Regions from separate parts of the Homo sapiens genome. Here region 1 is linked to region 2. A link is a loop called in an ENCODE intact Hi-C map of the cell type or tissue named here. Cell type or tissue: PC-9. All regions are shown on one strand. Links, peaks and the distances in the headings refer to the core of each region. The heading gives the core; the rest is flanking DNA.

What was found. A loop is a pair of places that touch in the nucleus more often than their neighbours do. Peaks named below come from ENCODE experiments on the same cell type or tissue, not always from the same donor. Only the 100,000 strongest peaks of a DNase experiment are listed, where the experiment ranks them.
Region 1: a loop joins it to region 2, with 13 times the contacts of the local background. A loop is called at or near these places in 11 of 110 quality-filtered maps.

What each region holds. Positions count from the first base shown.
Region 1 is chr20:33,800,614-33,808,948 of GRCh38, forward strand. The region is part of intron 1 of ZNF341-AS1 (ZNF341 antisense RNA 1); the gene reads right to left. Among named protein-coding and RNA genes, the nearest start is that of ZNF341-AS1, 6.3 kb to the right of the region's middle. In PC-9, for the core only: no CTCF peak of the experiment used is centred there; a DNase peak (open chromatin) is centred at 3,438; H3K27ac peaks cover 1,340 bases.
Region 2 is chr20:33,905,658-33,913,992 of GRCh38, forward strand. It overlaps the pseudogene TPM3P2. Among named protein-coding and RNA genes, the nearest start is that of RALY, 84 kb to the right of the region's middle. RefSeq lists an enhancer at 2,170-2,671. In PC-9, for the core only: no CTCF peak of the experiment used is centred there; DNase peaks (open chromatin) are centred at 2,854 and 4,084; H3K27ac peaks cover 2,542 bases.

The DNA of each region.
Region 1 (8,335 bases), core at 41-8,040, 110 kb before region 2:
AATCCCAGGACTTTGGGATGCTGAGGCGGGCGGATCACCTGAGGTCAGGAGTTTGAGACCACCCTGGCCAACATAGGGAAACCCCATCTCTACTAAAAATGCAAAAAATTAGCCAGGTGTGGTGGCAATACCTGTAATCTCAGCTACTCAGGAGGCTGAGGCAGGATAATTGCTTGAACCTGGGAGGCAGAGGTTGCAGTGAGCCAAGATTGCACCACTCCACTCCAGCCTGGGCAACAGAGTGAGACTCCATCTACCAAAAAAAAAAAAAAAAAAACCTCACCATTTTAACTAAAGTATACAATGCAGCTCTTTTTTATTACATTCACAATATTGTGTAACCATCGCCACAATCTAGTTACATAACATTTTCGTCATCCCAAAAAGAAACCCTGTACCCATTAAGCAGTCATTCTCCTTTTTCCCCCTCTCTGGACCCTGGCAACCACTAATCTGCTTTCTATCTCTATGGATTTGACTATTTTGGACATTTCATATAGGGTCAGCCTGGGTGACAGGGTCTCACTTTGTCACCCAGGCTGGAGTAGAGTGATGAAATCACAGCTCACTGCAGCCTCGAACTCCTGGGCTCAAGTGATCCTTCCACCTTAGCCTCCTGAGTAACTGAGACTACAGGCACACACCACCATGCCCGGCTAATTTTATTTATTATTATTATTATTTTGTATAGCTGGGGTGTCACTATGTTACCTAGGCTGGTCTTGAACTCCTGGGCTCCTGCGATCCTCCTGCCTTGGCCTCCCAACGTGCTGGGATTACAGGCATGAGCCACAGGGCCTGGCCTCATTCCTTTGCATTTGGATACCCAGCTGTCTTAGCACCATTTGTTGAAAAGACTATGCTTCCCCCATTTAATGGTCTTAGCACACTTGTTGAAAATCAATTGACTATAGATGTATAGGTTTATTTTTGTACTCTTGACTCTATTCAATTGATCGATAAACTTCTTTATTGTAGCTTTGCAGTAAGTTTTGAAATCAGGACATGCGAATCTTTCAACTTTATTTTTCTTTTTGAATATTGTTTTGACTATTCAGGGTCTCTTGCGATTCCATATGAGGTGTGGGATAAACTTGTCCATTTCTGCAAAAAATGCAGCTCAGATTTTGAAAGACTTGTATTGAATCTGTTGAGCAATTTGGAGAGTGTTGCTGTCTTAACAATTAAGTCTTCTAATCCATGGACATGGAATGTGTTTCCATTTATTTATGTCTTCCTTGATTTCTTTCAACAAGGTTTGGTACTTTTCAGAGGACAAGCCTTTCCTTTCCGTGGTTAAATTTATTGCTAAATGTTTTATTATTTTTGATGCTATTGTAAATGGAAATGATTCTTAATATCATTTTCATATTGCTCGTTGCTAATGTACAGAAATACAACTGATTTTTGTGTGTTGATATTGTTGAACTTTGCTGAACTCATTTTAGTTCTAATAGCTTTCTGTGTATTCTTTAGGTTTTTCTCTATATGAGATCATGTCATCTACAAATAGAAATAGTTTTACCTCTGCTTTTCCAATCTGGATGCCTTTTATTTATTTTTCTTGCTTAATTGCCCTGGCAAGAACTTTCAGTACAATGTTGATTGGAAGTGATGAGAGTAGGCATCCTTATCTTATTCCTGATCTTAGGGGGAAAGCTTTCGGCCTTTGTCTTCACCATTAAGTGTGATGTTAGCTGTGGGTTTTGCACAGATGCCTTTTACCAGGTTGAGAAGTTCTCTCCTCTTCCTAGTTGGCTGAGTGTTTCAGGTTTTGTTTTTTTGTTTGTTTGTTTTTTGTTTAATCAGGAGAGAATGTTGGATGAACTCTTTTTTACAACTAAAAATCAGCGAAGTCCTCTGTATTTAATTTGGTATAATTATGTGAGACCAAGTTTCATAATTAAGGTTTTATTTCATAATTTTTTTGATTTTTTGGGACAGAGTTTCACTCTTGTTGCCCAGACTGGAGTGTGATGGTGTGATCTCGGCTCACCGCAACCTCCGCCTCCCAGGTTCAAGCAATTCTCCTGCCTCAGCCTCCCGAGTAGCTGGGATTACAGGCATGCACCACCACGCCTGGCTAATTTTGTATTTTTAGTAGAGATGGGGTTTCTCCATGTTGAGGCTGGTCTCAAACTCCTGTCGTCAGGTGATCCGCCCATCTCGGCCTCCCAAAGTGCTGGGATTACAGGCGTGAGCCACCGTGCCCGGCCTCATTTCATAATTAATGTTTTCAAAGAAGGTTACAAATATATGGCTGGGTATCTTTAACCATGTGACTTTAGTCAATTCCTACTTCTTTGGGCCTCAGTTTCCTCAACTGTAAAATGGAGGTGGATAGTAATGCTTACTTCATGGGGCTTAGAGGGATGATGGAGATAAGATGGGATTTTTGTGTGCAAAGGCACTTTGCAAATAAAAACTATTCTTCTGTTGCTGCTCTTATTAGAGATACTTTGTGTGTGTATTTTTGTTGTTGTTGTTCGTTTCTTTTTTGAGACAGGGTCTCCCTCTGTTGCCCAGGCTGGAGTGCATTGGCGTCATCATAGCTCACTGTAGCTTTGAACTCCTGGGCCCAAGCAATTTTTCCACCTCAGCTTCCCAAGTAGCCCAGACTACAGGCTTGCACCACCATGCCTGGCTAATTTTTAAATTTTTTTCTAGAGAAGAGATCTCACTATGTTGCCCAGGATGGTGTTGAACTGTGGCCTCAAGCAATCCTCCCACCTTGGTTTCCCAAAGTGCTGAGATTACAGGCATGAGCTGCCATGCCCAGCTAGAGATGTTATTTATTTATTTATTTATTTATTTACTTATTTACTTATTTTTGAGATGGAGTCTTGCTATGTCGCCCCGGCTGGAGTGCAGTGGCATGATCTCGGCTCACTGCAACCTCCACTTCCTGGGTTCAAGTGATTCTCCTGCCTCAGCCTCCTGAGTGGCTGGGATTACAGGTGTGCACCACCATGCTTGGCTCATTTTCGCATTTTTTAAGTAGACTTGGGGTTTCACCATGTTGGCCAGGCTGGTCTCGAACTCCTGAGCTCAAGTGATCCATCCACCTCGGCCTCTCAAAGTGCTAGGATTACAGGCATGAGCCACCATGCCCAGCCTGGAGATGTTGTTTTAAATTGTAATATAACATGTTTAATAAAGTACATAAGATACATAAAGGGCAATCGTCTTAAGTATAAAAACTGATTAATTTGTATACAGCCATGTGAACACCTCTGGATCCTGCTATTGAACCTGTTAGCACCTTGTAAGGGTCCTCTTCCTGGTCTGTACCTCCCTGGAGGTAACCATTATTCTGATTCCTAACACCATGGATTAGTTTTGCCTGTTTTTGAGCTTCGTATATATGGAGTCATACAAGCTTTTGTATCTGGTTTCTTTCACTCAGCATAATATCTGTGAGTCATCCAAATTCTTGCATGTATCAGTGGCTCATTCTTTTTCACACAGTTTTGAATAAGTTAATACGAGTTGGTCAAAGTTTGAAAAGGCTGTGCATTTGTCTGAGAGACCAGAAAAATACAGGCCAGCAAAGCCCAGGGCTCTCCAGTATTGAGCCAGTCCACTCTGTGAATCTCTATTTATGGCAGCTGAATTCTCAGCCAGGATGGCAGCTACTTTGCCCATGTGTCACCACTTCCCATCCCATACCCTGGGTAGACATCACAAATCCATCTTGAGCACTTTTTTTTCTTTTTTTGAGACAGTGTCTCACTCTGTCACTCAGGCTGGAGGGCAGTTGCATGTTCACAGCTCACTGCAGCCTCAACCTCCTGGGCTCAAGTGATCCTCCTGCCTCAGCCTCTCGAATAACTGGGACCATAGGTGTGTGCCACCATGCCCAGGTAATTTTTAATTATTTCTTGAGACTGAGTGTCCCTATGTCGCCCAGGCTGGTCTCAAACTCCTGGGTTCAAGCAATCTTCCCATCTTGGCCTCCCAAAGTGCTGAGATTACAGGTGTGAGTCGCCATGCCGGGCCAATCTTGGCACTTTTTTTTACAAGAACTTCTGATGCAGCCTCAAAATTCTTTTCAACCCAGCGGTCCAGGTGGCCAACACTAATTGCTTGTAGTTGGTACTTGATATAGTTTGGCTGTGTCCCCACTCAAATCTCATCTTGAATTATATCTCCCATAATTCCCATTGTTGTGGGAGGGACCTGGTACGAGATAATTAAATCATGGCAGCGGTTTCTCCCATACTGTTCTTGTGGTAGTGAATAAGTGTCATGAGATCTGGTGGTTTTATAAGGAGAAACCCCTTTCTCTTGGCTCTCATTCTCTCTTTGCCCGTTGCTATCCATGTAAGACGGGACTTACTCTTCCTTGACTTCTGCCATGATTGTGAGGCTTCCCCTGCCATATGGAACTATAAGTCCAATTAAACCTCTTTCTTTTTGTAGATTGCCCAGTCTTGGGTATGCCTTTATCAGAAGCATGAAAACAGACTAATACAGTACTCAAGATTAAATCTGAGGCTTCTGCTGTCATATCCCCAAGATATTTTTCTGGGCTCCCAGAGTTAGAACATGAGGGGCTCTGTTATCACCCTCAGTTTACCACACAGCTGTATGAAACTGATGGTGGTGAGGTCCACAGCATCTTCCTGTTCATATATCCTTTGGGTAATGGCTCCAACCCAGCAAGTGTTTTGCTACCTATGTACCTGGGAGCAACTTGACTTAGATAAGAGGTGATGAGGCAGACTGCTTAGATGTGGAGGGGCTGCTGCACCCATGAGGTGGCTTGACTGAAGCCTCTTTGTTTTTCTCTTTTACTTTGCTAAAACATTGCAGTGTCTCAATTACGGAACAAACACAAATGTGACTTAATGTTTAACAATACTCCTGTGAATTCTTGACAGTTCTAGCATGTCTCTCACATTTGAAAAACTTATTCCAACCACAAAATTGGGTGAAATGAACTCTACCATCCTCTGGGAATGGCTGCCTGTATGTGCAGGGTTGGAGGTTGTGGCTGATTAAAACAACAACAACATCCAACTCATGGCTTTTGTCCAAATGTAAATCATAGTCTGAGGGAGGAGATAAGACTCACATATAAACTAATAGAGGAAAAGTCCAGCTAAGCTCTCATTTATTTGAAACTCTGATCCTGAGCAACTTCACATATTTGAAAAGTACAGGAAGGAATAAAAAATACCTTTGAGAAGCTGTATTTTTCTTCATGGGAGAGCATTTCAGCTCCTCATTTAGAATTGGTTTATTCTTTGTTTTTGTTTTTGTTTTTTTTTTGAGACGGAGTCTCGCTCTGTCACCCAGGCTGTAGTGCGGTGGCGAGATCTCGGCTCACTGCAAGCTCCGCCTCCTGGGTTCAGGCCATTCTCCTGCCTCAGCCTCCCGAGTAGCTGGGACTACAGGAGCCTGCAACCACGCCCGGCTAATTTTTTTGTATTTTTAGTAGAGACGGGGTTTCACTGTGTTAGCCAGGACGGTCTCGATCTCCTGACCTCGTGATCCGCCCATCTCGGCCTCCCAAAGTGCTGGGATTACAGGCGTGAGCCACCGCGCCGGCTATTCTTTGTTTTCATGCAAGGTTAACACATGCAAAAGATTGGAAGCAGCAAATTAGAATGGTAGGCTTGGGGCAACTACTGGCTACTAACAGCAGCCTCACTGCTAATGGATGGAGAAGTGATTTTTTCCCCCTTTTTATCCACCACTAAGAGTCTAGAGAAGTGATGCTTGACACCAAAGACAATGGAAAAACAATGAAATGTGGTACCACAATTAGCTGCGTCTGTTTATTGCAGAGGCAAAAAAGTCCTCAACGCTTCTGCCACTTTTGAAAGTTCTGAGTCTGGTTCAATTCTTATTGCCTATAAAGATGACAGAATACCTAAGAATAAAATACACATTTTTGAGCATCCGCTAGGTGCCAAGTCTATGCTCAGCAAGTACTTTACATTCTATATCTCACATAAGCTTCAGGTGGTCCTGTTACGATCATCTCCAGTTTATACTTGCAGGAAGGGAGGCACAGAAAGTAGGGGAAATAACTTGCCCAAGTAAGTAGTCAAGGCTGGGTTTTGAACCTTTGCTATCAAAGTTCAGTGCCAAGGCCCTTAGCTTCTGCTAGGTTTCAAAGGATCTGTTAGGTGAATGAAGAGTAGAAAGGCATTCCAGGTAGAGGGAAGAACATTTGCAAAGACAGGTCTAGTCAGTCAGTCACTTGATTTCTCTGAATCTTGGTTTACTCCCCTATAAAATAGGAACAGTATTATCTGTCCTAGGCTGCTTATGATAATTAAATGTGTTTTTTTTTCTTTTTTTTTGGAGACCAAGTCTTGCTCTGTCACCCAGGCTGGAGTGCAGTGGCGCAATCTCAGCTCACTGCAAACTCTGCCTCTGGGGTTCAAGTGATTCTCCTGCCTCAGCCTCCCAAGTCACTGGGATTACAGGCACGTACCACCATGCCTGGCTAATTTTTGTATTTTTAGTAGAGACGGGGTTTCACCATGTTGGCCAGGCTGGTCTCGAACTCCTGACCTCATGATCCATCTGCCTTGGCCTCCCAAAGTGCTGGGATTACAGGCGTGAGCCACTGCCCCCGGCCAAATGTGATATTATATGTACAGCACTTTGCACAATGCCAGAATGTGCATCGATGGTGCAATCACAGAATGTGCATCAATGTTAATTATTGTTGTTTTTCAAATACAATAGTTCTCCTTTATCCTCAGGTGTACCTGCAAGTGGATGCCTGAAAACATAAATAGTACTGAACTTTATATATACTGTGTTTTTTCTATATATATACATCTATGATAAAGTTTAATTTATAAATTAGGCACAGTAAGAGATTAATAACAACTATTAATAAAATGGGACAATTATAACAATATACTGTATTCAGTTTTGTGAATGTGGTCTCTCTCTCAAAATGTCTTACTGTACTGTATTCACCCTTCTTCTTGAGATTATGCGTGATGTCAAAATCCCTATGTGATGAGATGAAGTAAGGTGAATGACACAGGCATTATGAGGTAGTGTTAGGCTACTACTGACCATCTGAGATGTCAGGAGGACCATCTGCTTTGGGTGATCCTGGATCATTGAGCTATGACGATGTCAGTGGTTGGATATCAGGATCAGACGATGTCAACCAATGATTGGGGGTCCTTGGATAATTGCGTTTTTGCCAAAAACTTTTGGAAGAACATTATTACTGGAAGTTGTCTCTTTCTTTCTTTTTCTGAGATAGCATCTCAGTCTGTTGCCCAGGTTTCAGTGCAGTGGTGTGATCATGGCTCACTGCAGCCTCAACCTCCTGGGCTCAGGTGATCCTCCCACCTCAGCCTCCTGAGTAGCTGGGACTGCAGGTGTGCGCCACCACACCCAGCTAGTTTTTTGCATTTTTTGTAGAGATGAGGTTTCACCATGTTGCCCAGGCTGGTCTCAAACCTGTGAGCTCGAGTGACCCGCCTACCTCAGCATCCCAAAGTGCTGAGATTACAAGCGTGAGCCGCTGCACCTGGCCATCTCTTTCTATTTAATTCTTTTTTTTTTTTTTTTTTTTGAGACAGAGTCTCTGTCGCCCAGGCTGGAGTGCAGTGGCGCAATCTCGGCTCACTGCAACCTCTGCCTCTTGGGTTCAAGCAATTCTTCTGCCTTAGCCTCCCAAGTAGCTAGGATTACAGGTGCACGCCACCATGCCTGGTGAATTTTTGTATTTTTAGTAGAGACAGGATTTCACCACGATGGCCGGGCTGGTCTCAAACTCCGGGCCTCAAGTGATCTGCCCACCTCGGCCTCCCAAAGTCCTAGGATTACAGGTGTTAGCCACTATGCCTGGCCTCTTTCTTTTTAATTCATAGAAGTGTGGCTGCAGAAGTTGTAATCCTTTGGTGACCACACGAGTGGTTTTAATGCTGTGTTCTATCTGAGGATTGAATTCCATAATTTTGTCCTTTAATGTCTGTGCAATTTGAAACACTCGGCAAATTTTGATAACACCCATATTGCTGGTTCTGTTTCTGTTTCTCCTTCATTTTCCTCTTTCTTTGTAGATGACTTGACAAGTTCTTCCAATTCCACATTTGTTAACACTTCCCAGTGGCCTTCAATATGATCTTCCACTTCTTCATCAAGCATGTCCCCAAATCCTTCTCCACCAACTTGTCTTGCTGTAGCCTCTCCAGTAATATTTATTTATTTATTTGTGACAGGGTCTCACTCTGTCACCCAGGCTCGAGTGCAGTGGTGAGATCACAGCTCACTGCAGTTTCAAACTCCCAGGCTCAGATGATCTTCATGGCTCAGTCTCCTGAGCAGCTGGGACTATAGGCCTGTGCCA
Region 2 (8,335 bases), core at 58-8,057:
GATTGATTATCAGTCCCATTTATGGATGAGAAAGCTGAGGCTCAGAGACGTAAAGCAACTTTCCCGAGGTTAACACAGCTAGTCTGATCTGGAATTAGAACATACATTGTTTGACTGCTATATCCCCAGGCCTCAGCATTTATAATTGGTTTCAAGTTGAATTAGCTCTGGGTTCTCTTTACAGAGGAACCACCTGACTTTGCTACTGGGAGATGAGCATCCAGAGCCCAGACCTTCAGAGAATGGGCTTGGGAACCTGAGCCCAGAGGAAACACATGCCAAACCAGTTGGTGAATTTGTTTTTATTAATTTTTTTTTTTGAGACAGAGTCTGGCTCTGTCACCTAGGCTGGAGTGCAGTGGTGTGATCTCAGCTTGCTGCAACCTCACCTCCCGGGTTCAAGCAATTCTCCTGCCTCAGCCTCCCAAGTAGCTGGGATTACAGGTGCCCACCACCATGCCCGGCTAACTTTTGTATTTTTAGTAGTGATGGGGTTTCACCATGTTGACCAGGCTGGTGTTGAACTCCCGACCTCTGGTGTTCTGCCCGCCTTGGCCTCCCAAAGTGCTGGGATTACAGGTGTGAGCCACCATGCCCAGCCAAATTTGTTTTTCTTAAGTTAGCAAAATCCTACATTTTCACTGAAAATATTTTGGGTGTCTCAACAATCTTCACACCTCTGGTTTCCTTTAGGATGAATTTGGTTAGGCTGGTTTGTTTTGTTTTCTTGTTGCAAGGGACAGGTTCCCACTCAGTGGTTAAAATGAAGGGGCTTACTAAGGTCACAGAAACCAGGATGGATCCAGATGTGGTGACTCATGCCTATAATCTCAGCACCTTGGAAGGCTGAGGCAGGAGGATTACTTGCGGCCACTAGTTCAAGACCAGCCTGGGCAACATAGCAAGACCCTGTCTCTATAAAAAAATTGTTTTAAAAAAAATTAGCTGGGTGTGGTGGTGTGTGATTGTACTCTCAGCTACTTGAGAGGCTGAGGCAAGAAGATCACCTGAGCCCAAGAGTTCGAGGCTGCAGTGAACTATGATCACACCACTGCACTCCAGCCTGGGTGACAGAGCAAGATCCTGTCTCAGAAAAAAAAGAAAAAGAAGAAAAAGAAAAAGAAAAGAAAAGAAAGGAAGAAACCAAGAGAGAAAAACACAGTTCATAGGGGCTTTAGGACAAATGCCAGCCCTGCCCTTCAGTGCCCCTGGAAGTCACTGTCCTGCCTCTCTCTGCAGACTACAAGCTAGGCTGCTTCACAGGGTCCCACAGGGTGTCAGCCCCTGAGTTTGCATACAAACCTACAAAACACAGATTTGGGAGTAGTGTGCTTACCGGATTTGGGGGAACTGCCAATCTCTATGATTTTGCAACTCGAATAATCCTCACCTTAAAAAAATTTTTTTGAGAGTATCCAATTTTTTGTTGTTGTTGTTTTTGTTTGTTTGTTTTTTGAGATGGAGTCTTACTCTGTCACCAAGGCTGGAGTACAGTGGCACAATCTCAGCTCACTGCAACCTCTGCCTCCCAGGTTCAAGTGATTCTCTTGCCTCAGCCTCCTGAGTAGCTGGGATTACAGGTGCGTGCCACCATACCTGGCTAATTTTTGTATTTTTAGTGGAGACAGGGTTTCAACTAGTTGGCCAGGCTGGTCTTGAACTCCTGACCTCAAGTGATCCGCCCACCTTGGCCTCCCAAAGTTCTGGGATTACAGGTATGAGCCACCATGCCTGGCTCTAATTGGTTGTTGATCAACCAATGAATTCACTGTGTCTAGTCAGGTGACCATCTCTAGCTCCATCAACTGTAATGGTAGCTGTGGGAGGTCGCGTGGTTCCCAGGACGCCCCTCTCCAGAGCTTGAGGTGAGGCAGAGAAACTGACATCCCCGTCTCACCAGAGGTACCCAATTCTGTATTCCACGGGTGGTTGAATTTCCTTCATCCCATATTTAATGTTCCAAGGCAGAGCTGCTATTGTTTTATTTTGCCAAAAAAAGGTAATATATAGCAAACAAACAACATGATCCCCATTTAGTATCACCACCATTTCAGAAACCATAGGTAACTTGCACCTCAAAACTAAAGGTTAGAGATAATCCCAAAGTAAAGGACAGCCTTCCTTGCGACGGATAATTGGCCACCTCAGGACATTCTTGCTGGGGACCATGGGCACAGGCACCAGTCCATGAACCAGTACGTGGGATTCAAGCTTTCTTCTCTTGCCTGCTCCCGTGGGTACACTCTTTCCATGAGTGCAACTTTTAGAACATAAACAGGGGGCTATGGTCTCAAGTTAACTGCCTTCATGTCTGGGGTAAAGAGCCACATGCTGCCACCTTTAACTCTGTTTCATTCCCTGGAACCTCATGTGGCCGAGAGGTCAGCATTAAGTTAGGATAAGCTCCCGGGATCCCCAAGCCTGTCTCCAGGAAATACTTTAGACCCTCTCACCTCATTCCCACTTCATCCCTTTGGATCCAACTACTGATAAGACTTCGTGCCCCTGATCTCCTGTTTCCTGCAGGAGCTGGGGGCAGGGCCCACCTTTCCCAGCCCTTTGGGTTTGACCCATGGAGGAGCTTTGGGAGTAAACGTCCGGCGGATGAGCCACAGTTGGTGGAGCGGGCACTGTTGGAGCTCTACCCAGCTGCCCTCGGATCCTCTTAGCATTTCTGTTTGCCCAGGTTCCAGGTGTTTTCATCTGACAGCTTCCATGTGAGATTTTTCTTCAGAGGATTGCCCTTGGGCTCCTGGAGCCACTGGCTGCACAGCACAAGGACCTGGAAGTGCCTGCAGTTTACTTCCCCGCCGGGTGGCCCTTGGCCATAGATGGGCAGATACACAAGAGCATGAGTCCAGCTCCTTTGCCTCCAGGCACAAACCGAGCTGTAATTTACATTCCTCGGCTCCCAGTGGGATCAGATTGAGGCTGGGACGCTATCTGCTAGTGCACTCTTGCTTGGCTTTTTCTCTTTCCTATCTTCTTCCCCCACTCCTGCCAGTTTCTCCTAGGAGCACTTCATAAATCACTTGCCCAGGAATCGTTGTCTTTGGTTTGCTGCTAAGCCAGTCCCCCTGTCCTGGGGATCAGCAGGCTATGGCAAAAGTAATGCCCAGAGGAAAAGCAGGCTGTGAGTGTGCAGCACTTTTGCTAGCTCATGCTTGGGAGGGCCTGGACCAGCATCCTTGCATGCCCTAAATCAACAATGCTCCAGACTTGCAGGTGGTCTGATTTTCAATAGGAAAGTATAACCTATTTTTTATTTTTTACATTTAAAAATTATTTTTAAACTTACTTGGAGATAGTAAGAGTCACTTTTTTTTTTTTTTTGAGACAGGATCTTGCTCTGTTGTCCAGGCTGGAGTGCAATGGCGTGATCACAGCTCACTGCAGCCTTAAGCAATGCTTCCACCTTAGCCTCCTGAGTAGCTGGAGTACCGATGCACACCACCATGCCCGACTAATTTATTTTTTTGTAGCGAAGCAGTCTCATTATTTTGCCCAGGGTGGTCTCGAACTCCTGGGCTCTAGAGATCCCAATCCTCCCACCTCAGCCTCCCAAAATGTTGGGATTAAAGGCAAGAGCCACTTCATGCAGCGGAGAGTCACTCTTTTTGGTGTGTAGTTCTAGGAGTCTTGAAAAATGCATAGAATCAGAAACCACAATCACAATCAAGATATAGAAGCAGATTCTGTCATGTGGCCAGGGCCCTCTGTAACCAAACCTTCCCTTCACCCTGATCCCCTGGCAACCACTGATCTGTTCTTCATCACCATAGTTGTGCCTTTTCCAGAATGCCATATAAATGAAATCACACAGTAGCTTTGGCTTCTTTTAGGTAACACGATACCTTTGAGATTCATCCACATTTTTGCACGTATCCATTGCTGGTCCTTGTGGACGTTTTCAGTAATCAAAATGGAGTCACTTATGTTGACCCCGAACAAAATGGAGCCCATGGGCCTTGAAGGAAGGGCTCTCGTGCACATATGCCTATGACTGGAATGATTGTAAGGACTCTCTGAAAACCACAACAATTTCAAAAATTTCAGATAAGCCTCTTGCACAAGAACACTTGACTAACAATGGCTGCCTTCACCAATGAGTGGATGCCAACTATTGCAGGAGGCCCCTGTAACCAATGGTCCTTGTTTCAAAGCAGCTTTTGTGAACTTTTCCTTTTGTCTATAAAAGGAAACTCCTTTGGATATGCCTGTGGTTCACCAGAGCATGCATATCGCTCCTGCTATTCCCAAATAAACTCTTTGTTTTAAGTAACACAATATATTTGAAGTTTATCCAAGTTTTTGTATGTATCAATTGCTTGTCCTGGAGGGCAACTGTTCTGGAGAGCAGGTCTCTCTCCTGTTTACTTAAGGTAGACATCCTTTTTTTTATTGCTGAATAGGGTTACATTGTATAGCTCGACTACAGTTTAACCATTCCTCAATGGGGAAACATTTGGGGTTTCCAGTTTTTCATGATTATAATTAAAGCTGATATGAACATTTTCATATGTTTTTTGGTTCAACATAGGCTTTTGTTTCACTTGAGTAAATGCCAAAGAGATTTCTGGGTAGTTTGTTAAGTGTATATTTATCTTTGTAAGGAACTGCCAAGTGTTTTCCGGAGAAGTTGAACTATTTGGCCTTCCCACCAGCAATGTGTGAGAGTTCTTATTGCTTGACATCCTCACCAGTGCTGTACAGTCAGGGTTTGTTTGCTTGTTTGTTTGGGTCTTTTTTTGGAGGGACTGGTTCTTAATTTCTTTCTTTCTTTTTTTTTTTTTTTTTTTTTTTTGAGACAGGGTCTTGCTCTATCGCCCAGGCTGGAGGGCAATGGTGCAATCTCGGCTCACTGTAACCTCCGCCTCCCAGGTTTAAGCAATTCTCCTGCCTCAGCCTCCTGAGTAGCTGGGATTACAGGTATGTGCCACCATGCCTGGCCAATTTCTTTGCATTTTGTTTAGTAGAGATGGGGTTTCACCATGTTGGCCAGGCTGGTCTCAAACTCCTGGCCCCAAGTGATCCACTTGCTTTGGCCTCCCAAAGTGCAGAGATTATAGGCATGAGCGATCATGCGTGGCCTGGTTCTTTATTTCAAAAAGACACTCATCAGTCTTCAGTATCAAAACAGTTGCACTATTGATTTCTTTTTCTCCCAGTTGTCGTCAAAGAGGCATCAAAGGAGAGTACATTGTAAGCCAATAAGCTGCAGTTTGTACGCCTAACAGACCTCCTAGAAACTTTACCAAAAAGTGGGGATTAGGTAGGGAAAGAAACTTTAAAAGATCAGCAACCTGCCAGCCTACAGACTGTGGAGAGCTCTCACAGCCAGAGGGGGTAGCCAGGGTGCCAGAAACCCAAAGAAGCAAAGTTTCAAAATAATATGACATTTAAAAAGTTTTGTACACAAGCTATTCAAGATTTCTCACTGACTGATACAAAGCACAATGACATGGCACTTTTAGAGACAGCAGCTTCAAACCCAGAAAAGGGTGATGAGATGAGTTTCATGTGGCTAAATCAGTGGCAAAAACATAATCTTCTTTCTTTCAAGGAGGCAGGAGAGCAATCAAGTGGTCACCTCAATGTAAGGGGCACATGATCCACTCTGTAAGCGGCTGGGAATGGGGTGGAGATGGGACAGAAATTTGGTCTCAGAGGTCTCACCGTCTTAATTTGGTCACTTCTTTTTTTTTTTTTTTTTTGTCCCAGATGGAGTCTTGCTGTGTCGCCCAGGCTGAAGTGCAGTGGCGCGATCTTGGCTCACTGCAACCTCCGCCTCCCAGGTTCAAGTGATTCTCCTGCCTCAGCCTCCTGAATAGCTGGGACTGCAGACGCCCACCACCATGCCTGGCTAATTTTTGTATTTTTAGTAGAGACAGGGTTTCACCATGTTGGCCAGGCTGGTCTTGAACTCCTGACCTCAAGTGATCCGCCTGCCTCAGCCTCCCAAAGTGCTGGGATTACAGGCGTGAGCCACTGCGCCTGGCTTAATTTGGTCACTTCTAATGAAAAAACAAAAAAGTAAAAATAACTTTGTCCAAAGATATCTTAAAGCTGAAAACCTGAACAGCACATTTTTTGTTGCTGTTGTTTTTGGGCTAACTCCTGGAATCACCTTTCTGGTTTGGCTGGTACTTTGTGCAAAGCTATGATTTCCCAGAGTGGAGTCTTTCCCCGGGCTCTGTTTGGTTCTCAGTAAGGCAGGCTCATACCTTTTTCCCTTTTTTCTAGAGAAAGCAATATACAGTAAGCTAAACAGTCACCTTCCAAAAGGGAGAAAGGGATTAGATTGCTGCTTCAGAGCTGTGGAACTATTTGGAATGTTTTACAAATGGTTGCTATAAAACAACAAAAAAGGTAATTACTAAATGTATACAACACAACATGCTTTTAAAGACATTATGTGTTGCACTCACATTCGCTTAAATGTTGTTCCCAAAGGTGCTCAGCCTCTAGCGCAGCTGGAATCTCTGGGAAGAGGCAGAGACAGTTTGGCAAAAAAGACACGTGGGGGAGGTAGGGGTGGTGAAAGGAGAAAGCAGCCTTCCAGTTAAAGATCAACCCTCAGTTAAAGGGCAGCTTTGGGCAGGCTGGCCTAGTTGGAGTTGGGGTCAGAGGGAGGAGCAGTGGCAAGGTGGGACTGGGGTGCTCTGCATCTCATTCAGTTAAGCAGGTCTGGTCTGGCATCCTTTGTGTACAGAGGTGCTCCTCCTTGGTGCATTTCAGTTTATCTTCCAAGTCATCAATTGTCTCTTCCAGCTTGGCTACCGATCTCTCGGCAAACTCAGCCCGGGTCTCTGCCTCCTTGCGTTTATCAGTAAGAATCTCAGTTGCTTCCTCATATCTGTCTTCTTTTTGAGAGTCCTTTTCTTCGGCAGCACTCAGCCACTTCAGGTTCTGGTCCATCGATCTGATCTGCTCCTCCATCTCTCAGCCACAGGACTCTGCCAGCTCAGGTTGTTCCTCTCTGCGTCCCAAGTTTCCTTCAACAACCACCAACTTATGAGCCGAGCCCCATCTTCATGCTTCCTACCTATCTTCTGCAATGTGCTTAGCTTCTTTGAGTTGGATTTCCTGGAGTTTCATCTTTTTTTTTTTTTTTTTGAGACAGAGTCTCCCTCTGTCACCCACTGGAGTGCAGTGGTGCAATCTCAGCTCACTGCAACCTTTGCCCTCTGGGTTCAAGTGATTCTCCTGCCTCAGCCTCCCGGGTAGCTGGGATTACAGGTGCGCACCACCATACCCGACTAATTTTTGTATTTTTAGTAGTTTTACCGTGTTGGCCAGGCTGGTCTTGAACTCCTGACCTCAGGTGATCCACCCACTTCGGCCTCCCAAAGTGCTAGGATTACAGGCATGAGCCATCGCGCCCAGCCTTTTCTTCATCTTTTAAGGCTCGATTTTCAATAACCTTCCTACCTCTCCCACTCTCAATCAGCAGCTTTTACCACTTCTTCCAGCTTTTGCAGAGCAGTGGCCAGGCACGCCTGAGCACTGTCCAGCTCCTTTTCAACCAGCTGGATCCTATGGTTCAAGGAGGCCACCTTGGCCTCAGCCTGTTCCGGGCCCACCTTGCTCCCTCTACTCCCCGCTGGAGGCGCTTAGCTCTCTCCTCTGCATCATCTGCCTGCTGCTGCTGAACCTGGCTCTTGCGCTTTACTGCCTTGATGGTGGCGATCCCAGCCACGGTGCCCACCCAGCCCCTGCTTGTGCTCCAGGTCCTGCCTCTCCACTCAGCACTGCAGCCGTTTCTCCTACTGTCAGTTTCCCCCCCCCCCACATTCCAATAGGTAGCCTCAGTTTTAAAAAATCAGGTCAGTTGGGTCATGCCATTTCTTTGCTTCCACTTTCCAATGGCTCATATCATGCTTAGAATAAAACCCGAATCCTTATGTGGCCCATAGGGTTGGCCAGCTCCTGACAGTCCCCCTGGCCTCTTCTACTCTCCCACTCCAGCTATCCTGGTATCCGTGCTGTTGCTCAGACATGCCCAGATGCCCCACCTTGAAGCCAGTGACCTTGCGGCTTCCTTATCTTGAATGCTTATTCCTCAGGTTTTCCCATGGGCCACCTCCAGAAAAGGTGGCATCTCAAAGCTATCTCTGCGGAAGGGTCTTTGCTCCCCATCCTGTGGCCTGGTTTTATTTTCTTCACATCTTTCATCAACATGTGAAATTATCTTAGCTATTTATTATTTTTAAAATGTATTGGATCTCATTAAAATGCGTGCTTTAATTGAAGTATAATATTAAGTGTATAGCTCAATGACTTTTTTTTTTTTTGAGAAAGAGAGTTTTGATTCTGTTGCCCAGGCTGAGATGCA